2 separate regions of the Mus musculus genome follow, and region 1 is linked to region 2. A link is a loop called in an ENCODE intact Hi-C map of the cell type or tissue named here. Cell type or tissue: left cerebral cortex. All regions are shown on one strand. Each heading gives the region's core, and the rest is flanking DNA. Links, peaks and the distances in the headings are about the cores only.

What was found. Hi-C counts contacts between places; a loop is a spot of excess contacts. Peaks named below come from ENCODE experiments on the same cell type or tissue, not always from the same donor. Only the 100,000 strongest peaks of a DNase experiment are listed, where the experiment ranks them.
Region 1: a loop joins it to region 2, with 4 times the contacts of the local background. A loop is called at or near these places in 4 of 42 quality-filtered maps.

What each region holds. Positions count from the first base shown.
Region 1 is chr10:66,801,981-66,813,794 of GRCm38, forward strand. It overlaps Gm40678 (a long non-coding RNA gene), which reads right to left. Exons shown (of 3, transcript XR_871772.1): 2 at 11,016-11,139; 3 at 1,970-3,029. Among named protein-coding and RNA genes, the nearest start is that of Gm40678, 22 kb to the right of the region's middle. In left cerebral cortex, for the core only: a CTCF peak has its summit at 5,818 (motif pointing left); a DNase peak (open chromatin) is centred at 5,805; H3K4me3 peaks cover 401 bases; H3K27ac peaks cover 264 bases.
Region 2 is chr10:66,712,506-66,724,319 of GRCm38, forward strand. No RefSeq gene overlaps it. Among named protein-coding and RNA genes, the nearest start is that of Gm31240, 27 kb to the right of the region's middle. In left cerebral cortex, for the core only: CTCF peaks have their summits at 5,598 (motif pointing right) and 7,492 (motif pointing right); DNase peaks (open chromatin) are centred at 3,105 and 5,607.

The DNA.
Region 1 (11,814 bases), core at 1,457-9,456, 88 kb after region 2:
GCGCAGTGGGTAGGAGAATATATTGCTTTTGCAGAAGACTCAAGTTCCGTTACCAGTACCCAGAGACACCTATAACCCAGCTCCGGGGGCTCTGACGCCCTGTCTGGACTCATTCAGAAGCATTTGCATGCATTCACATACATACTGCACACATATGTACGCATATGTATTCACATATGTACGCATATGTATTCACATATGTATATACTGCACACACACATTCACACACACATACACACATATGCATATACTATACACACACACTCACACAAACATACTCCACACAGGCACATACACACACATGCATGCATTCATGCACATTCACACACACACTCAAACACACACACTACACACACACTCACCTACAACATACTACATACACATGCACACACATATGAATGCATGCACATGCACACACACAAAGCACACACTCAAATACACATGCATACTATATATACACATACTACACATACACACTCAAACACACACATACTACACACATGCATACACACTCAAACACATACACAATAAAAAAATAAAAACGTATCTAAAAAATTAAATACTGGAACTGAGTTACAATTCAGCAATTATGCTACTAGGTTTTAGAGACCTAAAGAAAATGAAGTCATCAAAGAGAGTGAGGAGATGTTTACATCCCCGTGTTCTTTACAGCACAATTGAAAATAGCCAGGAGAATGAAACAATGCAAACATCTGCTGGCAAATGAACAAACTGAAAACATGGCATATAAAACATGATGTATGAAATAGGGCACTCAATGAAATAGTATTCAGATATGAAAATGAAGGGAGTCTTGCTGCTTTCAGTGACAGAGACTAACCTGGGGGACACTGTGCTCAGTGGAGTGTGCCAGGCTGCTAGAGAAGCACAAATACCAATGACTTCATGTGTGAGAGCTAAATATAACATAGAAACAGTAAACAGAAGTCCCCAGGAGCTAGAGAAAGGGGCAGGGTGAGCAAGGGAAGTGGAGAGATGTTTGTTAGTGTGGGCAAATGTTCGGTTATAAAACTAATAAGTGTTGGCTGAAGATGTAGCTCAAGGGAAAAGTGCTTGCTTGATATTCACAAGGCCCTGGGTTCAATCCCTTGTACCACACATCAAAAATAAGTTCTGGAAGTCTATACACAACACAGTCACTGATTATAACTAATAAAACTCTGTGAGTCTCAATGAGTCCATGCAGGGACCCAATTCCATTGGGATGGAAGGACCCCAACTGAATTCACAGATTCAGTTTTAAAGCCAAAAAGAGGAACATTTGGAAAGGGTAGGTGATCTATACCTTAATATGTGGATTCTATCTCTGGGGGTCTGGGTGGTGCTATGAATCAGACTAACTATGCTTGCTTCATGCCAAGGAGAGGTAGCTCTTGACCTCTTGGCCACAAGCTTGGCTAACTGACCTTTTGAAAGCTGGGCAGGGGTACCTCTTGACATAAGCCTATGGTTGTTTCAGTAACTCATTTCCCCAGTTCTGGGAAGTAGAAACTTAGACCCTGTCTCCTAAACTGCTAGTCTGTAGCCTGTCATGGAGTCAGCCTGTGCAGTGTATGGTCCATACATATGCACATGCACATACAGATACATACATGTGATGTGCACTGCATACTCTACTTGTGATGTGCAGTCCATGGATCCATACATATGTGTGTTGGTGTGTATATGTGTGTATAGATATATTCAGTTCACGAATATATATATGCAAATATAAAAGGTGCATGGATCCATACATATGTGCATGTACGTGCACATACACATACATGTACATGGGATGTGCAATGCATGGACCCATGCACATGCATATGCACATATAGAAACATATTCTTGTGATGTACAGTGCATGGACCCATACATATGTGTGCTTGTATGTGTGTGTATGTGTGTGTGTATACATGTATGTATGATATACAGTACATGAATATATATGTATACATAAAAGGTGCAGTGCATGGATCCATACATATGCACATACAAATACATACAAATGTGATGTGCAGTGCATAGATCCATATATATGCACATGTGTATACACATAGATACATATACATGTGATATACAGTGAGTGCATGGATCCGATCAATCCCATCATCCTTAAAGGCAAGGGTTGCCTTTTCTCTCAGACAGAGCCTGCTTCCAAACTCTTTCTTAATACATCCTAGATGGCCTTGTACTTGTGATTATCCTTTCCCTTACCTCCTAGTCTGAATCTGCATAACTATGTGATGTGGATAATGTATTGATTAGCTTGGCTACAGTCGTCATTTTACACTCTCACACACAAAATAATCCAATGTTGTTTGTCAACCACAGCTCAACCAAGCTAGGTTGGGGGGCATCTAATTGAATTCAATCTCCAGATGTGACTCAGACAAGTCCTTGTATCTCTTCATGACTTTTGCAACCAGTGGATAGACTTATACATTGTATACATTGTATACAATCCTGTGCTGGGGAAGAACCTGGTAAAGTCATTCAGTTTACCCATTCTTCTGGCTTTGAGAAAAACTAAAGAGAAATTACCTCAGACATACAGATTTATACCACTAAAAGCAACTTTAAAAATTGTCCAATGTAAGTTTCCTAGATGTGAAAACCTCCTTTCTTCAATCAGCCACTGAACACTGTAGAGGAATTTTAATCCAGCTATTCTGATCACATCCAAGAACAGCTAAATTTGTGTGATTCAGCTGGAATACAGACTTATCACATGCCTTTAATCCCTCTGGCTGGAATACTGATAGGCCCTTAGCACTCACCTTCAATCCCAAACAATGATGTCTAATTGAGGGACAGACAAAGTGATGAATCAGAGAAAGATTTGACAGGGTAGGATACACCCAGTTCTCTCGAAAACAGCACAGGAAAGAGACAATTTAAGAAGAGGGCAGAGAGAGTTCAGTCAGTCGTAGTCAGTCGGCTGGAGTCTGTGCAGAGTTCAGGGCAGTGGGGTTGACTTTGTTCTTGAGTTCATGCAGTTTAGTGCCAGTCAACAGTGGCAGCTGAAGCTAGAAAATAAGGAGGAGCCAGAAGATTAGAGCAAATTGCAAGAGTTAGTCTGAAGCCAAGCAGAGCAATTCAGTCAGAAGCTGAGAGAAATCAGATTGACTCAGTCAGCTTGAAGAGGAGCTTGAGGCAGAACGGCTGAGTAGAAACAGCCAGCTAGAGTCCAGAAAGAACTAGAAAGGGTGAGCTTATTCAGCAGTAAGCCTCCGATATGACAATTATATCTAGCAAATAAAAGCAACATCTATAGACCACCTCCCCAGTGTGTCATCCTAAGTACCCAGGACCTGTCCCACCCTTACATTGTGACATCATTGGCAACAGATGGGGCCCTAGGCATGCCTTTGCTATTTTCCTGTGGTTTGTTGTTTTTACCTGCATGTCTTGGTAGCTTATTTCCACTCTTTGGCTAATGTGATATCTAGGCTTCTTAAACATATGTCCAAGAAAAGTGTTTTGTTTGGGCTTTGTCTGGTTTGGTTTTAGAAATAGAATCTAATCGTGCAACCCTGGCTGGCCTCATGCTAGCAATCCCCCCTGTGGGTTGAGCATGCACCCCTGACCCCATTCTCCCTGCTATCAGTCCCTGTTACATTGCTGTCCCCCACACATTGGTTCTGAACTGTCTTCAGGGGACACAAGCGTCTCACTGCTTGCTCAGCTGTATGTCCTTAGCACATCTGTTCACAGTCTCACTCTGTTCTGTTCATACCAGGACACACCTTCACCTCATTGGCTTATTATTCACTTTTGACTTTTAACTGTATTAGTTTGTTTGTTTATTTTAGAAGGGGGTTATCCACACGCCACAACATATATGTGGAGGTCAGAGGACAACTTTTGGAAGTCCATTCCTGCCCTCTACCATGTGGGCCTTCAGGCCTAGCAGCGACCATCTTTAGCCTCCAAGCCCAGCTTATTATTTATTCTGCCACAGAGCAGTGCCTTCTACACAATGTTCCAACACAAAGCAGCTCAACAGAGTTAAGGGTTCTAATGAGCTTGCAGTAATGGTACCACCACTGCCTCCAACAGCCTTCCCTTCCTCTCCTCACCAGTCCATGGAGTTCTTAAACTAATTACATCATCCTTACAAAATCCAACAGACTGGGCCTCCCGGAGATGACAAACAGAGCCTCCAACACACAAACCAACAGCATTTCTCGACTTACTCATTTTTGAATTTCCTATAGAGGATCTCTTTGCATGCATGTGGTCCCCCTGCAGGAGACATAGTCTGATCCCCAATTTACAGATTAAACAAACTGAAGTTTGGATCGCATACGCAACACAGCCAAATACACATGTTGAATAAATCGCTGTATGAGTTAAAGACAGATGGGAGAGGGGGTGGGTAGATAGATAGATAGATCGATAGATAGATTATAAATTGGTAGGAGGTAGATGATAAATGGAGAGATGATAGATAGATAGATAGATAGATAGATAGATAGATAGATAGATAGATAGATAGATAGATAGGTAGATAGAGACAGGCAGACTCGAGTCAGCTATGAAATAGTAACAACAAAAGAATCACATCTGAGAACTAAGAATCCAAAGGTTACTCTGTCCTTAGGCTAGTGCCTCGGAGCCCTGGTTGTCTTGCAATGGCTATCTTCTACTGGGGCAGGCCCAACAATGGGTAGTTGGACAGTCCACAAGGCTGGGTACCTCAGCATCCCAATCTGGCTCCCGAAGACAGAAGCTCCCTAGAGAACCATGATAGAAACTTGGAAATGCTGGTTCTACTATCAGAGCAGGAATCTACAGCTCAGGGGCAAGAGGGAGCCCAAGCGAGTGGAAGGGGAGAAACCCTGCGCCCACCAAGCCCTTTTCATCTAGAGAAGATCCCGCCCGCAGTCATGGTGAGTCTTCCTGCATCAATTTACCACAATAAGGACAATCCTTTGGGTTAGGCTTCCTCCCCCGTGGATTCTATTTGTGCCAAGAGTACATTAAAACCAACCACACCAACATCTCCACCGAGGTCAGCCTGGATTTCTGCTTCTACCCTCGACTTTTCTTCCTACGTGAGAGGAATGAAGCCACTACAACGCCATCATGGAACAAGTATCTACTTACTGGGTAATGGTGAAATTATTATGGTATAGTTCACTGGACCATAACTGTACCGGGCTCTAGGCATTGGCTGGAGCAGAACCTACCCTGTCTTCCTGAGGTTGACTGTCAGGCAAATGGCAGATGCATTCATTAAATGTAAGATCCAATAATCACTCTACTATTACACTGCAAAAGTGCTATGAAGGAAACAAGTTCCCTGCCGTGAGCCAAGTGTGAGTCCCAGGGCTGGCTTAGTCTCAGGGAAGGAACTATGGAGTCAGAAGCAGTGGGAGGCGCCTTGCCGGTCTGCCAGGGTCTCGGAACCGCAAAGGGCAAGCATACTTCTGGCCCACCACTCTGCATTACTGGCCCTTCTCTTCTCCCCTAATTGGCGCCTTGAAGGTGTCTCCTGCGTTTTCCCTTCACGCCCAGTGCCTGGCTATATGTTCAGCTTACCCTGGCACTGCAGCACCACAGCCACGCAGAAAAAGTCCCACGTAAAGCGACACCATTCAGAGAGAAGAATTGGCCCAAGTGATTAGGGCACGTGTTGGGTTCTATTTGGCGGGTCTGAGTCCCGAAGATTTAGAGACTATTATTTCCTGAGGAAGAGGAGGCTGGTGGAGGGGATGAACAAGCTATTATGCTGACACCAAAATTAAGGCAATGTTCTGACACTGTTCTGAACTGAGCAGCAAGCTGGGTTCCTGCCGCCCATGAGCCTTGCCTTTGCTACCATCTGCTGGTCACTATGGGAAATGCGCTATAACTCACCCAGACCTCTCTTTTTTTTTTTTTTTTTTTTTTTTTTTTTTCCATTTTTTATTAGGTATGTAACTCATTTACATTTCCAATGCTATACCAAAAGTCCCCCATATCCACCCACTCCCACTCCCCTGCCCACCCACTCCCCCTTTTTGGCCCTGGTGTTCCCCTGTACTGGGGCATATAAAGTTTGCAAGTCCAATGGGCCTCTCTTTCCAGTGATGGCCGACTAGGCCATCTTTTGATATATATGCAGCTAGAGTCAAGAGCTCCGGGGTACTGGTTAGTTCATAATGTTGTTCCACCTATAGGGTTGCAGATCCCTTTAGCTCCTTGGCTACGTTCTCTAGCTCCTCCATTGGGAGCCCTATGATCCATCCATTAGCTGACTGTGAGCATCCACTTCTGTGTTTGCTAGGCCCCGGCATAGTCTCACAAGAGACAGCTACATCTGGGTCCTTTCAATAAAATCTTGCTAGTGTATGCAATGGTGTCAGCATTTGGATGCTGATTATGGGGTGGATCCCTGGATATGGCAGTCTCTACATGGTCCATCCTTTCATCTCAGCTCCAAACTTTGTCTCTGTGACTCCTTCCATGGGTGTTTTGTTCCCAAATCTAAGGAGGGGCATAGTGTCCACACTTCAGTCTTCATTCTTCTTGAGTTTCATGTGTTTAGCAAATTATATCTTATATCTTGGGTATCCTAGGTTTGGGGCTAATATCCACTTATCAGTGAGTACATATTGTGTGAGTTTCTTTGTGAATGTGTTACCTCACTCAGGATGATGCCCTCCAGGTCCATCCATTTGGCTAGGAATTTCATAAATTCATTCTTTTTAATAGCTGAGTAGTACTCCATTGTGTAGATGTACCACATTTTCTGTATCCATTCCTCTGTTGAGGGGCATCTAGGTTCTTTCCAGCTTCTGGCTATTATAAATAAGGCTGCTATGAACATAGTGGAGCATGTGTCCTTCTTACCAGTTGGGGCATCTTCTGGATATATGCCCAGGAGAGGTATTGCTGGATCCTCCGGTAGTACTATGTCCAGTTTTCTGAGGAACCGCCAGACTGATTTCCAGAGTGGTTGTACAAGCCTGCACTCCCACCAACAATGGAGGAGTGTTCCTCTTTCTCCACATCCACGCCAGCATCTGCTGTCACCTGAATTTTTCATCTTAGCCATTCTGACTGGTGTGAGGTGGAATCTCAGGGTTGTTTTGATTTGCATTTCCCTGATGATTAAGGATGTTGAACATTTTTTCAAGTGCTTCTCTGCCATTCGGTATTCCTCAGGTGAGAATTCTTTGTTCAGTTCTGAGCCCCATTTTTTAATGGGGTTATTTGATTTTCTGAAGTCCACTTTCTTGAGTTCTTTATATATGTTGGATATTAGTCCCTGTCTTAGTCAGGGTTTCTATTCCTGCACAAACCTCAGGACCAAGAAACTGAGGTGCTGGCTGAAGGAGAAGGAAATACAGAATGGGTAGTAGAGGAAGGTAGTTATAAATACCAATTAAGGCCACGTAACCAGTTGCAGAAACGAGGATTATAAAGTAATATGAATGCCCATTGTAAATTTACTAATGCGTTTGCGATTGTACGAGGGATAGTTATATCATGTTAGGCGTATTTACAACCTTGTTATTGTTTCATGTGAACATGAGATATTATTTGTGTCAAGTTGACAAGGGGTGGATTGTAGTGGCTATTCCTGGTTGTCAACTTGACAATATTTGGAATGAACTACAATCCGGAATTGGAAGGCTCACCAGTGACCCTTATCTGGAGGCTTGGAGATCCTTATCTGGATCTTGGTTTGAAGATCTTGAGCCACAGTGGCTATGGATTCCAGAAGATTGAATCTCCGAGTTTAAGGAACACACCTTTAATCTGGGCTACACCTTTCATCTGGGATTAAAGGTGTGGCGGAACACACCTTTAATCTGGGCTACACCTTCTGCTGGAGACAATATAAGGACATTGGAAGAAGGGAGTCTAGCTCTTGCTCTTGCTCCTTCGCCTGCTTGCCGTGTGAGACTGAGTAACTGCTAGATCCTTGGATTTCCATTCACAGCTGCGACTGAACAATTGTAAGGAATTGGGCTGCCGACTGTAAGTTATCAATAAATTCCTTTACTAACTAGAGACTATCCGTAAGTTCTGTGACTCTAGAGAACCCTGACTAATACAGTCCCCTATCTGATTTAGGATAGGTAAAGATCCTTTCCCAATCTGTTGGTGGTCTTTTTGTCTTATTGACGGTGTCTTTTGCCTTGCAGAAACTTTGGAGTTTCATTAGGTCCCATTTGTCAATTCTCGATCTTACAGCACAAGCCATTGCTGTTCTGTTCAGGAATTTTTCCCCTGTGCCCATATCTTCAAGGCTTTTCCCCACTTTCTCCTCTATAAGTTTCAGTGTCTCTGGTTTTATGTGAAGTTCCTTGATCCACTTAGATTTGACCTTAGTACAAGGAGATAAGTATGGATCGATTCGCATTCTTCTACACGATAACAACCAGTTGTGCCAGCACCAATTGTTGAAAATGCTGTCTTTCTTCCACTGGATGGTTTTAGCTCCCTTGTCGAAGATCAAGTGACCATAGGTGTGTGGGTTCATTTCTGGGTCTTCAATTCTATTCCATTGGTCTACTTGTCTGTCAGTATACCAGTACCATGCAGTTTTTATCACAATTGCTCTGTAGTAAAGCTTTAGGTCTGGCATGGTGATCCCGCCAGAAGTTCTTTTATCCTTGAGAAGACTTTTTGCTATCCTAGGTTTTTTGTTATTCCAGACAAATTTGCAAATTGCTCCTTCCAATTCGTTGAAGAATTGAGTTGGAATTTTGATGGGGATTGCATTGAATCTGTAGATTGCTTTTGGCAAGATAGCCATTTTTACAATGTTGATCCTGCCAATCCATGAGCATGGGAGATCTTTCCATCTTCTGAGATCTTCCTTAATTTCTTTCTTCAGAGATTTGAAGTTTTTATCATACAGATCTTTCACTTCCTTAGTTAGAGTCACGCCAAGATATTTTATATTATTTGTGACTATTGAGAAGGGTGTTGTTTCCCTAATTTCTTTCTCAGCCTGTTTATTCTTTGTATAGAGAAAGGCCATTGACCTCTCTTGATCTAAGGAGCAGGCCTGGATTCTTTTGGAGATAGTCTGTTCCTCTAGGAGGAGGCTGAGCTTTTCCAGCGTCCTGCCGAATGCAGTAATCAGTCACTCATTCCACACCCCACTGCAGCTTCTCAGACCTTTTTAAATCCTCGCAGCCCCAGCAAGCAGCCCACTGACTGACACAACAAAAGTGGCTAATATTGTTCCCTTCTGAAACCTCTTGAGCTGGCTCTCTCCATAGGCCAAATCCCGGTAAGTTTTAGATCAGCTTGACACAAGTTAGAGTCATCTGAAAGGAGAGAGCCTCATTTGAGAAAATGCCTCCATGAGATCCAGCTGTAGGGCATTTTATTAATTAGTGATTGATGGACAGGGTGGGGGAGGGGTGCCATCTCTGAACTGGTGGTTCTGGTTCTATAAGAAAACAGGCTGATTGGAGAGCTGACCCTGCCCCTCACTGGCTGTAGCACTTGGGAGATTGGGAGAGTGGGCCCTGCACCTCACCTGAGAAGCACAGTAGAGCTGGCCCTGGTGGCACAGGCATGGGTGAGCTGGCCGAGGTTGTGAGAGCTGGGCTGCCCCCTGCCAGCTGCAGCACTTAGATGAGCTAGCCATGGCAGTGCTGGAGAGCTGGCCCTGGTGGTGTGTGTGCAGGAGAGCTGGTTGGCTAATCAACTCAGCTGTATATCCAGGCCCACCCAACACCTACCCTATCTATGATCTGCTGGAACTTGTGAAGGGGCCAGTCCTGCAGACCGTAATCTGCAGAATCTCCACGACACAGAGCAACAACAAGATATCTGAGAGGAGTCCTGGAGAGGATCCAGTATTGATAGTTAGCAGAAGCCAGAGGCTCAGAACCACACTAATGACTCATTACAGTGAACATATGCAAATGAAGATGTTTGTACAAAACGGTATACGGTGGGACCCACTGCAGCTTCCAGGGTGTGGTTTTGGGGTGTTTTAAATTTTCTTTGAGAGGAGGGGTTGCCGGGGCAGAGGTGAAGGGACTGAGAGAAGAGAGGGATTGGAGTGAAGATGGGAAATTCACAAAGAATCGGTTAAAAAAAAAGTTGAAAGAAAGAAAGCATCGGTAAAAAGTTGAAAGAAAGAAAGAAAGAAAGAAAGAAAGAGAGAGAGAGAGAGAGAGAGAGAGAGAGAGAGAGAGAGAGAGAGAAAGGAAGGAAGGAAGGAAGGAAGGAAGGAAGGAAGGAAGAAAGAAAGAAAGAAAGAAAGAAAGAAAGAAAGAAGGAAAGGAAGGAAGGAAGGAAGAAGGGAGGGAGGGAGGGAAGGAGGGGGAGGGAGGGAGGAAGGAAGGAAGGAAGGAAAGAAAGGAGGGAGGGAGGGAAGGAAGCTGAGCAGCAAGCTATCAAGAGCAAGGCAGTAAGCAGCATCCCTCCATGGCCTCTGCATCAGCTCCTGCCTCCAGGTTCCTGCCCTGCTTGAGTTCCTGTCCTGGCTTCCTTCAGTGATGAGCTGCTATCTAGAAATGTCAGCAGAATAAACCCTCTCCTTCCCATGTTGTTTTGGTTATGTGTTTGTCATCACAGTAATGGTAACCATAAGACAAGCCTCAAATTTTGTAAACATTCCAAAGACACACAAAGAGAAAAGGAAGGAACATGGCTTCCTATCTGCCACCTTCCTTCTCCAAAGCAGTCCCTGCTCCTTCATCCTGGTGACTCCTTGTTGGAAGTTCATAGTGGGGACAGAGGCCCCATGCCTGACCTCGAGGCACTCGTATGTCAGATGGGACCCGTGTCTGGCAGATACCAAAGTGTTACCTAGAGACCCAGCAGGCCAGCAACTGTTTCCAGACCAGATCTGCATTTACTTCCAGTTCTGAAGGTCATTTGATGGACCGCCCTCCAAGAAAGCCATTGTCTATCGTTTAAAAGTCAGAATCCCTCTGCTGCTTAGCAACCCAGTTACAAATACAGGTGGAGATAAGGGGAAATCATTGCATTCAAGTTCCCCCACACACCGCTCTGCAGTGTGCCCCCAAACAGCCAGTCCCCGCAAATACCTCATCCTCCAGCGTCCTGAGCATTGGCACGAGAGACATTCAGCTCCTCACAGAGATCCTTCCTCAAGGCTGGAGAATATGCTGACACCGTCCTTGTCTTTAACACGATGACTCAGAACCCAAGCTGTTGAATTAGAGCCCAGATGCAGTGACTTTGGACAAGTATTTCTTGATTTAAATAAGGGGGGGGGGATAGGGGCCCCAGAGATGACTCAGTTGTACTTGCCCTACAGGTAAGGAGACCTGAGTCTGATACACAGAACCAGCCTTTTAAAAATGAGAGTGGTGGTACACACTTTTAACCTCAACTGTGGAAAGGCAGAGACAGATGGATCCTTTGGGTTTGCCAGACAGCCATCCTGGGTGAATTGGTGAACCCCAGGTCCCAGTGAGGGACCCTGTCTCAAAAAGAAAGGAAGGAAGGATGGATGGATGGACCCCTAAGGGACAGCGTCTGAGGTTGTCTTCTCCTCTGACTCCACCTGCACTTACACATGTGTGCACATGCATCCTCTGTTAGTGTGCTAAGACCCTTGGACCAATAGCAGTTTAGGGGAAGAAAGGGTTAATTTGGATTACTCTTTCATGTCAGAGTCCATCCCTGAGGGGAGCCCGAGCAGTAACTCAAGCAGGAACCATGGAAAAACTCTACCTGCTGACTCACTAGTGCTTCTCGTTCTCCCTCCCTCCCTCCCTCCCTCCTTCTCCTCTTCCTCCTCCCTCCCTCCCTCTCTCTTTCACAGGCTCATGTTCAACTAGCTTTCTAATACAACCCAGGACTACCTGCATAGGGAATGGT
Region 2 (11,814 bases), core at 2,446-10,445:
AATCATTTTTTGCAAGGAGGAGAGTAGGGTACATACAGTGGAGGTGGCTTTAATTACCCACCACAGTTTCTAATTGCTGCACTGCTTGCACATAATTCAACAGCTTGTGCAGACTGATAGGGAAATACATGAGCTTGGAGTTGATTTCCTTCAACATAAACTACTCCCATGCCGCCTTTGGATCCATCAGTAAATACATTAACAGCACCTGGGATTGGCTCAGTCCGGGTAATTCTGGGGTATATCATAGGATTTCTCATGACAAACTGAAGCCAATTAGTGGAGGCAAGTACCTCAATCTGTTTAGGAGTATATGGCATGATTATTACATCAGGTTGTTTACCAAAAACTCCTCGCCCAACCTTTATACCCTTAAGAATTAGCTGGGCTACGCTTTCAGGGTACCATGTCAGTACCTTGGCTGGGGAGTGATGTAAATATACCCAACATAAAGGCCCTTTTTGCCAAAATACTCCCGTGGAAGACAAATCAGTAGCAATAACACAAAAAACTAATAGGCAAGGTGGGATCAACCCGATCAACTTGAGCCTTGGCTAAACTTTGTTCCACCTTTTGCAAACAAGCTCTGGCTAAGGGTGTTAATTGGCAAGGAGATTGTAAATTGGAATCTCCTGTCTTCCTTTATTAGGACAGTCTCGCTTGAAATGACCTGGCTGCCCGCAAGAGAAGCATCCCCCTGGATTCCCCCCTGACGTCCACCCTGACGATGAGTCTGTCTTTGAGCCTGAACTATGGCTACCACTAACCCCTGGTTGGTCAGTGGAGTGTCCACCACCTCTCAGCAAACCTTTAGCCATACATCCAGCAGTTTGCTCTTATAAGGGCATATGGCATCTCTGCAGGGTTTATTGGCCGGCTCATAGGCTAATTGTTTGACCAATGGCATTGCAGCATCAACATCCAGAAATACTCTCCCGGCTGTCTCCACTAGTCGTGCTAGGAAGTCTGCAAACTTCTCATTGGGTCCCTGTATCACCTTAGACAAGCTGGTCCCAAGGTCTCCAGTACCTGATAGCATCTTCCAAGCTCTAAGAGCACAGTTATTAATCTGCTCATAAACCTGTATAGGATAACCTGTTTGATTGTTGGCAAAATTTCCTTGCCCCATTAACATGTCTATATTCCAGACTGCATTGGGGAGTCCAGCGGCAGCATTAGCCACAGCCTGCTCAATAGCATGCTCAATATAAGCAGCCTTCCATGTTAAATGACCTCCTCCTGAAAGAACGGCCTTGCACAGGTTCTGCCAATCAAAAGGCATCATGCAGTACAGCTGTAGGGACTCAACCTGAGTTACGGTAAAGGCAGCCTGGATCCCATAAGTCGAAACTGACTCCTTCAATCTTGTACAACCTTCCAATCCAGGGGTTCATGATACTGTTGCCCCTGTTGATCCTGAATATTGGGAAGGGCCCCGCAACGGTGGGCACATCTTTCCAGACTTCTACATGAAGACTATGCTTTCCCCTTTTGTCTCCCTCATCTTTATAGGGGGGAAGAGAAGGCAACAGAGGGGCTGATGGTTCGGGCGGCCTACCGCACCTAAAACTCAAGAGGAACATCTGACTACAGATGTCACTGTCGCTATCAGTCCTGTCGCTGTCACTAGTAGACCCTTCAGAGCTAGATTCCTTCTTCTCTTTCTTATCTTTGGTTTGTTGTCTAAACTGTTTAGGTTTTCGGCTGCTAGCCTGAGAAGCAATCTCCTTAGCCTCCTCAAGTGCCGCCACTCCTTCCTCTATTTCAGCATTGTACTTTCCACTGGCATCCCTCAAGCACGCCCTGACCAAGTTCCAGATGGCTAACATCCCTACAGGTAGAGGGTTTTTCATATTAGAAGCTTGGAGATCCCTTCCCAAAGGCTCCCAGCACTGTTGATTAACATACCCTTCCTCTAAAAACCATGAGACTTCCTTGGAGAGGATGTCTAGAAATCTGTCCACCGTCTCTGCTTTCATGTTAATACCACTTCTTTTTTTATTATTACATATTTTCCTCAATTACATTTCCAATGCTACCCCAAAAGTCCCCCATACCCTCCCCCCCACTTCCCTACCCACTCATTCCCATTTTTTTTTTTTGGCCCTGGCGTTCCCCTGTACTGGGGCATATACAGTTTGTGTGTCCAATGGGCCTCTCTTTCCAGTGATGGCCAACTAGCAAACACAGAAGTGAATACCACTTCTTTTAAGAAGCTGGGTCAACGCCATTTATACTTTCACTTTAGATGCAGTTGAACCCATGTTGCTGAAATTCCCTTCATCTCTATTCCTGAGAACCTTAGTGCTCTGTCCCCTTTTTTCCGGAAAACACAGAGACAAGAACTACACGGACACCAAGACGGGTTCACTCAGCTTCCACAGCTTCCTCTTTACTTGGTGCAAGGACTATTCTTATATAGTAGCGGCAACTGACCTCATCTCATTCCACACCACCTCATCCAATCAGAATCACACACGCTCCAGGCATGAGCTCAGGTTGGTCACAGATAGGCTGACAGATCTGGATCACGAGGAATAATCTAACTTGGCAGGCAGCTTACGCATGCAGTTTCACTGCGCATGTATGGGCAAGGCAGTAAACATGTGGGTCTCACGGGGCCTGGCAATGGGCCAGGGCACCATCTTGGCTATTGCAGCTGCACCGGCTTTCCACAACAAGGAATTCATAATCAACATACAGAAAGAAGTTCTTCATGGCAATCGACACCCAAAGGCAGAAGCACAGGGTGGAGAGGTGGCTGAGAGGTGAAGGAGCTACCCGTCAATCAGAGACAAGAGGATCCTGGAGGAACCAGCCAATCAGTGAGCTCCATGTTCAAAGAGAGATCCCATCCAAAAAAATAAGACAGAGACCAATGGAGGAAGACACTGAACCCTGACTTCTGATCTCTCCACACACAGGCATGGCCACAGGCACCTGCACAAATATAAAAACACACAAACACACACAAATTGTTGTAAAAACACAAGCAGCTGCTTTTCAATGAGAGGATCTAAACTGCTTTGAGAAAACATTTGTAAAGACATTCAACTTGGTTAGTCATCAGGGCGATGCAAATTTTAAAACTGGCATCATCCCTAAACACTCAAAAATGTCAAAAATAAAAAAAGACCCACTGGTACTGCATAGAACTGTATCTGTAAGAAAAGACAGTATAGCGAAGAATGGGAGCATCCCGGCTGACGCGAACACACAACGCTTGGGCAAGTTATCCCTGATGCTACAAACCAGAATCCAGCCACATGTGAAGAGGGAAACTTGGGTGGGAAGTGAGAAGAGTTTAGGGTTGCCCCTCTGTCCTTGGTGTAATAGATTTTCTTCTTGCAGGAGATTCGATATCTGTCTTCGTTCCATGGCACTCCACCAAACTGAATGCTTAACACCTGTGGGCCTCCCTTTTCACAAGTGAAAAGTTTATGAAAAACAGCAAACCATAAGACAACTGTAGCCATAAAAAGGCAATGGTGCAAGTTGGCAAGTTTCTAATGATCTCGCAATCGTGAGACATCTACTAAACAACAGGATGGCGTCTGTTGGTCCTCTAGTTTCTCTGTAAGCTCTTCATAACACCTTCTAGCCGGGGCCTCTGAGAATTGATTCACCTTTAACAAGGCATGATAATAGAGAATTGGACCCTGCTTAGCAGAGGGTGCCAGTATAATGCGGAACAGGCAAACAAACGGGCAAGCTTCAGTCAATGCCTCTATGGCTGGGATAAAAAGCCACATCCACCGCAACTTAGAAAAGGGAGGATTTATTTGGGGCTTATCGCTGGAATAAGAGCCCATCACCATCATGGTAGGGAGTGTGGCAGTGAGCACCAGGCGCTGCAACAGGAACCGCTGAGGGTGTTGAGGGCTCTCATCTCAAACCACTGAAAGGAAGCAGAAAGCAAACCGGAAATGGCGATGAGCCTTTAAGCTCTCTCAAAACTTGGCCCCAGTGACATACTTCTTCCTCCAGTCATGCCATACTCGAACAGCATCAGCAACTGGGGATCAAGTATGCAAATGTCCAAGAATATAGCAGACACCCTATTCAAATCAGAACATTACAGTGAGATAAGGGCTATTTTATTGCCTAGCACAGTGCTGTGCCTAATAATATTATGTGAATCTCAGAAGAGCTCAAAGGAATAATTTTCATAATCCCAAAGCATTGATAAATACTTGCGATGTAACGTATATACTAATTACCCCCAATATTACCATTTTACAACATGTTTACATTGAGACATTGCATTGCATTAAAGAGGTCAGCTCAGGAACTTTGGAAAATTCCACCAGACTCCTCCCCTCCTGGAAGAGAACCCCTCTGGAAGGGAGAGGCTAATTAACATTTGGGGAACCGACCATCAGCCATCTGCGGGCGGGGGAGGCCAGAGCATGTAGATACATTCTGCAGGATAAACCAACAGTTGGCCACCTACTTACAAGGGAAGTTCTTGCCAACTCATTTCCTAAAGACCAGTCCCTGCTGTGCAGGGTCACCACTTCTCCTTCTGGTGTAGGACGACCCCATCGAGTTGGAACAATAAATTTCTCTTGCTTTTTGTATTGATTCCCGGCTTCGAGTTCACTCAGGGGGTCCCTAGTAAGCTGAGGCTCACCAGAGTCTTCCAGTATTTCACAATTATATGTAAATATTCACTGATCAAAGATAAAAAATTTGGAGGGTTTCTTTTTTTTATTTACCATAGTAGAGTGCTGGACTGGTGGCTCCGTGGTTAAGAGCACTTGCTGCTCGTACAGAGGACTGGGGTTTGGTTCCCAGCACCCACATGGTGGCTCGCAACCACCTATAACTCCAGTTCCATAGGATCTGGCATCCTCTTCAGGCCTCCGCAGGTGTCAGGCACTCATGTGGTACCCAGATATACATGCAGGCAGACATTCATACTCATAAAGCAATATAAAAATAAATCTATGTAGGAACTGGGATCCAGGAGAGGGTGAGGGAGGCAGACTCCAGAGACCAGCATTGAAGTGCAGATCTCCTGTATTGTACCGCAGCAAGCGATTTTTTTATACAGCCTATAGACCAAGGGGAAATCCACACAAGCTCTGGTGTAGCCAGTCATCCCATTGGCACTTATGGGGAGGTGCCAGGCTGGCATCTTCAGGCCTCAACAGGGCGGGAGAGCGCGGGGGGTGGGGGGGACAGGCAGGAAGCAGCCATCACCCTGTTCCAGACCCATTCTGAGGTTGCACTAGTTTGCTAGAATTCTTTATTTTGTGTTACACGGTATGCCAGTAGACAGGGGCACTCGTACTCTTACAACAATATGGATGCCTCCTACGGGGTCCACCTGGCCCCACTCAGGGGCCACAGCACCCACACTTTTAAGTAAATAAAATACAATATTTCCTGCAAACGAAGAAAGTGGGGGTGGGGGGGAAGAGGTCTAGAAAATATTGAAAATTTGAAACTTTGGTTAGTCTTTTTTTCTCCAGATACCCTTTCGCCAGGCTGTGAGCAGCAGAGACAGCTGGAGAAAAGAAGCCTTGAGGGTCATCAGACCTCAGTGAGAAGGGACGCCTGGAAGTAGTTAGTATAACCTGGCCATGCACAAGGGGGCGCTGGCAGCACGGTAGCAAGCAGGCATGTCACTCCTGAACCGTTTTCAAGATCTTCAAGCCCAGTCCCTGGACCAAGAGCCTGCAAAGCCAACCCGCTAGCAGTACCTGGTCTGGTTCCGCCCAAGCTGGCCCCCTCTTGATACATATAGCAAGCCCCTCTCTAAATAACTTTCAAATGCAGGGAGCAGATATAAAGCAGATTCCCCCGCTCTAAACATCCCTTAGACCTTAGCACAGTAAACTAGATGCCATTGGTACTGATCTGTCCTGGGGGGGGGGGGGGCGTTTTCTCGTTCCTCTATGAATGTGTAACGGGACTGAGGTGTTTTCTCCAGAGTCGGGGTGGGGACAAAGTCAGGCTGTAGAGATTTGGGGGCAGGCAGAGGATGCTGTCCGCTGCACGTTCTGCACAGTTCGAGGGGGACAGAATTTACTTTGTGAATAAAGCGTTTTCCGGCTTGCCCGCCTCGAGGCCCGACATTCTCATATAAATCACAACTTTATCTTAGAGCAACTAAGACTGCCATGGGATACAATGTGATCAGACAAGATTCCCCCCCACACACACTCCCCCACCCCTCCCTATCCCTATGCTGCCCTCATGCTCACACCACTACTGCTTTTGGAGTTTACATAAAGAAGCCAAAGGCAGAGATCAGGAGGCAGGTACATTGGAGGAGCATGAAGGGCCCGGCAAAAGTACCCGTTCATCTCCATAAACTAAAACCTCCAACACCATTGGGTTAAGTACTAGAGGACACCAGTCCTCATAAGCAGACAACAGCGCAGGCTTATGACAACCTTGGGTGACAAGCCCAGCAGGGATAACAATACATGAGACACATGCAGCAAGTGAAGGCTTAAACACCTAGACAGGAAAGGACACTGAAGGACCATCAGTAACTCCACGAATTACTGCAGGTGGCTAGATAAAAGCCAGTGGTCCCTTCTCTCCTTCCGCCTACAGTCACATCAGTGACGAATACTCGTTCTCCCTGTGACCTATGTTTTCAAATCTTGGTCCCCACATCTGGAAGGCAGTAGAACTTTCAGAGAGTGGTCCCTGGGTCACTGAAGATGCAAACCCTTAAAGACTGATGTTGGACTGTTTTCTTCCTTCTCCTTCCTTTCTTGCTCATGATATTAACAGGCGTTGTTCGGCGGCTCAATGCCTTCCCAAACCCCTCCCCCCAGCACACACACACACACCAGGTCTTCCCAATCAGTCGTTGGAAGCTCCAAAATCACAGGGCAAAATAAAACTGTATCTCCAGTATTATGTCATAGCGATGAGAGAGGCCATTCCCGCCCCCAGTCTCGGTGCCCATGACTGCTGGATGAGTGGGTAAATCATACCAGCCCTAACTGGCCCCATGCTGACCTAAATTTGGCAAGTGCAGATGGACTGGAAAGCCGGGATTTGGACTTGTGGTATCGGTTCCCAAAGAGTCAAGTGTATCAGGATGGGACGTGGGGCTATTAGGCGACAAAAGAAACTGCAGTTCCGCTTGTACGCCCCGGGTTATCTGTTTTTAAATGGAGGTAACTAGAGCACAGCAGCGGCAAAGGCAGGCCACGGAACTCATGTGCTGACAAGTGAGATTAGCTCTGGTACAAGCTTTTACCTCTGTAAACGTTTAAACAAAGGTGTGCCGAGGATCCGAGGATGCTGAGACCAAAGTAAAGACTTTATTAGCTGGTGTTTCTCGTCCCTGGAGTTCCTTTAGAAAACACCCACAGCGAATGATTAAATAACCGCCAGAGTATAAGGATGCACGAAGAGCAGAAAGCAAACCACGTGATCTGCTTTGTCTAGGGAAGGCGCCTGCTACCTGGCAGAGTATGAGAGCAGGCATTTTAACTCTGCCACCAGTAGGAGGCGCTCTGGATCCCCTTGTGTTAAACCCTTCAATCTAATCAAGAACGTAAATTCAGAGAATGGATAATCCCACATATGCCATTTTCCCACATACGCGAGTTTTTCGGTCTTTGATTTTTTTTATTTTGTTTTGTTTTGTTTACCTACCCACACCTGAGATCATATGCAACAAATTCAATTAGAGCAACTGTTGACTTAAGAGTTGATTTGCACCGGGCGTGGTGGTGCACGCCTTTAATCCCAGCACTCGGGAGGTAGAGGGAGGCGGATTTCTGAGTTCAAGGCCAGCCTCGTGTACAAAGTGAGTTCCAGGGCTATAAAGAGAAACCCTGTCTCGAAAAAAACAAAACAAAACAACAAAAGCAAACAAAAACAAAAAAAAGAGTTGATTTGGGTTTGGGTTTGTTTTATTTTGTTTTGTTTTGTTTTGTTTTTAAACAGCCAAGCCTCTCTTCAGCCAGCTTTTCTCTTAAAAAGATAATTACACTTTGAGATGGAAGGCATTAACTATATCCCTAGGTAGTGGATTTTGAACTTTGCAAGATTTATGCCTGTTCCTTCGTAGTTAAAGACACTCGGCTTAGAAGATTGCAAAGTTAAGTAGAAATGGCAATTACCCAACTTACAGTTCCCTGAAAGCCTTTGGAACCTAGGAAATACAGAAACCAAGGGTTTTTTTCTTTTTAATGGAGAATAAAAATGGGATCACAGAAATCAGCTTTCTAGAACAAGGAAGAGCACTCAAAATATATCTCAAGACCCAGAGGACAATGGTCAAAATACACTTCAATAAGTACTTATTATATTCATGGTTGGGCTTTATTCATTTAATTTTCATTTATTTTAACCATACGGGTATTTTGCCTGCGCGTGCTGTACACCACATACATGTACGGTCCCCATGGTAGCCAAAAGAAGGTATCAGATGCTCTGGAACTGCAACTACAGACAGTTGTAAGCTGCCATGTGAGTGCAGGGAATCAAGCCCAGGTCCTTGGCAGAGGCAGCCAGTGTTCTAAACTGCTGGGCCATCTTCCCTCCCTAAGTCTTTAGCCACCTAATAATAGCCATTTAGCTCGCTACTCACTTGTGCAAACCCATACATCATCAAAAGTAAAAAGTTACAATCTTTTTTTTTTAAGTGTATATATGAAGAAGTACAATCCAGTTTTCTGGTTCAACAGAAAACAGGGGAACAGGTGTTCATGTCCACATGCACCATGCACCTTCCACGTTTGTGAGAGTGTGCGTGCGTGCGTGCGTGCGTGCGTGCGTGCGTGCCTCCCCGCCCGCCCCCTCCCAAGAAAGAGGGGAGAGAGAGAGAGGAAGACAGAGGGGAGGGAAGGGGAGGGGAGGGGAGGGGAGGGGAGGGGAGGGAAGGGGAGGGGAGGGGAGGCAGAGAGAGGAAGACGGGGAGGGGGACGAGCCACTATCCTCCTCCACCATGTACATGGTTCTGGAGGGTCCGAACTCCCATCCTTATTATATATACTTGCCTCTCAAATACTTTAACCACTGAACCATCTCTCCAGCTTGCACTATCCCTTTAAGCCCATAACTCCCCTTCACGAAGCAGCCCGTCCTTCTGCCCCCAGTGAGCAGCTGTTTGGGACAAAGTTTATCATTTTGCGGAAATTTCAGTTCGAAGGAAATCTAAAGCCTCTCGAAGGTGAGGAGAAGGGAAGGCTATAATTTCCTGCGCTGACATCTCCAGCACCTGCTGCTAATCAAACACCTGCACCAGGACATGATGTTCCTGTGATTGGCCATCTCAATTGCCGTCTCCAGAGATCACTGTCCCAGCTGACTATACTGGGACCGCATTCATCAAAAGCAGAATTTGGGCGGGCAGAACGTGACTGTTTTTCCCAAGCCAAAGGGATGGCACCACTTTGGAAAAAAAAAAAAAAAAAAAGCCAATGTCTTTAAAGTAGAAGAAATAATAGATTTTTTTTTAATTTTACTATTAAACGGAAACTCTGCATTCTTTATGGGTCGTTTCCAAATCCCTAAAGTATTACATTTATTTATTTGCTTGCTTACTGTGTGAGGATTGAGAGAGAGAGAGAGAGAGAGAGAGAGAGAGAGAAAGGAAAAGGCTGGTTGGGAACACATGGAGAGAGGGAGAGGAAGAAGATGGGAAAAGAAGAGGGAGAGAGAATAGTTCCTACCTGTTGCTAGCTAACAGGCTGGGTGGAGCCTAGAGGAAATGCTAACATTATGCACATAAAAAGATCAGAAGATAGACTTGGAGAGTCATCTCTCTTTTCATCCTCCCCCCATGCCTCTCGTGTGTGTGTGTGTGTGTGTGTGTGTGTGTGTGTGTGTGTGTGTGTGTGTCCTGAGAATCAAACTCAGGTTATCAGGCTTGTATCAGGTGCCTTTGCCATCTCACAGGCCCTGGCCACTCATTTAAACAAACAAACAAACAAACCAAACTGTAATGCTAACCAAGAATTCAACAACCACAACACCACAACTACAGCAGACAGCAGATGTTATTAGACGCGTTCTCACGCCCGGCCAGGAAGAACACGGCAAACCAGAATCTTCTGCGGCAAAACTTTATTGCTTACATCTTCAGGAGCAAGAGTGTAAGAAGCAAGAGAGAGAGAAAACGAAACCCCGTCCCTATTAAGGAGAATTATCCTTCGCCTAGGACGTGTCACTCCCTGATTGGCTGCAGCCCATCGGCCGAGTTGACGTCACGGGGAAGGCAGAGCACATGGAGTGGAGAACCACCCTCGGCACATGCGCAGATTATTTGTTTACCACTTAGAACACAGCTGTCAGCGCCATCTTGTAACGGCGAATGTGGGCGCGGCTCCCAACATCTCCCCCTTTCCTTTTAATAAGAGCAAATAGGCCACCCATATTAATGAGAGTGGAGATAGAGGTCAAATCCCCAGTGTGTAGGTAAAGGAGCCATGTACAGGATTAGCTCTTAGGCTCACAGGCTTTTACCCAGAGCAACCCTGACCTGCTCCCGTGTCGTTTTGCCTGGAGAGAAGGACACTTGGACACTCAACCTTCTTGAAAGATGACATGTCTCCCTAGAATAGGCTCATATATGCCGCAGAGCCTTTCTACTGCAGTGCTTAGCCGTGCAACTCTCTCGGGCTGCTGAAGCACACTCACTCTATCCCGTGCAATGAGACTAGCCTCGTGAGATGTAAGAGCTGAGTGGCCAGCGACCTATTGCCTAAGCATAGATATATCAGGGGAAGCTCCATGTTCTAGTCCTGCAAGCGCCTGGGCAATAACCACCTTGTCTCTCCTAGTTTGGGCCTTAAGCTTACAGACCAATCAAAGAAGCAACACTAATCCACAGCAAAGTGTATCTCCAAATAATATTAATCCCACCCATTTTTTAAAGAAGGAAAATGCTGAGGAGATCCAATTGGGTAATCCTTTGGTCAGCGACAGGTCCAAGCGCGTGGAGTTGACCTGAAGTCTCAATTCCCGAAGGATCTGTTCAAATTCAGCCATCCAATTCTGTAACATATACTGAAAAAGACTTTTTGACAAATTAGCTGCCCTAGTAAATTTAACATACTGAATGGAAGTAACACACAATCCCGGAAACTTTTGTTTACATCCCAGCTGAGTTATTTGTCATAATACATCTAGTTGTATCTGGACAAGATCTATGAGTTGATTAACCAGCATGAGACCTCCCTGTATCTTGACATTAGCTGAGGCCTGTTTATCTATGACTGTAGTCACCGAGGCTGACAAAGTGTTAATGGTGTCAGTCGTCTGGACCTGTCCAGACAGAGCCAAGGCTGTCTGAATCAAGGCTAAACCCAGTTCCTAGTTAGTGGTAAAAGAGCAGGAGAATACTTGAGCATTATACATCACCGTCATTGGGAGTGGAAATGTCGACATTATCCCCCAACGCTGCTCTCTCTTTATTATTGACGCCCTGGACATCACCAAGACGAGGGACATCAGTATTCCCTTGGTCAGTCTGGATTTTTCGGGTGAGTCTTTCTGGTATCCAAAATGGGTTGTCTTCATTCTGTGGGAAAACACAGATAGCTCCCCTGGATCTTATCAAAATAGGATCCGGGCCATACCATTTATTATCAAGGACATTTTTCCATTTAACCATCTCATTGGGCCTATCTGGCTCTGTACAATGACGTTCAGCCGCAGTATGGCCATGAGCATCAATATTTAAAAAATTGAGTGTAAAGAGTGCCAAAGACACAGACACTCTTGGTGCTCGGGGTAAAATCTCTTCAATTCCCCTCTTCTGTTTTATAAGATAGGTTTTGAGGGTGCGATGCGCACGCTCAACAATACCCTGTCCTTGAGGGTTGTATGGAA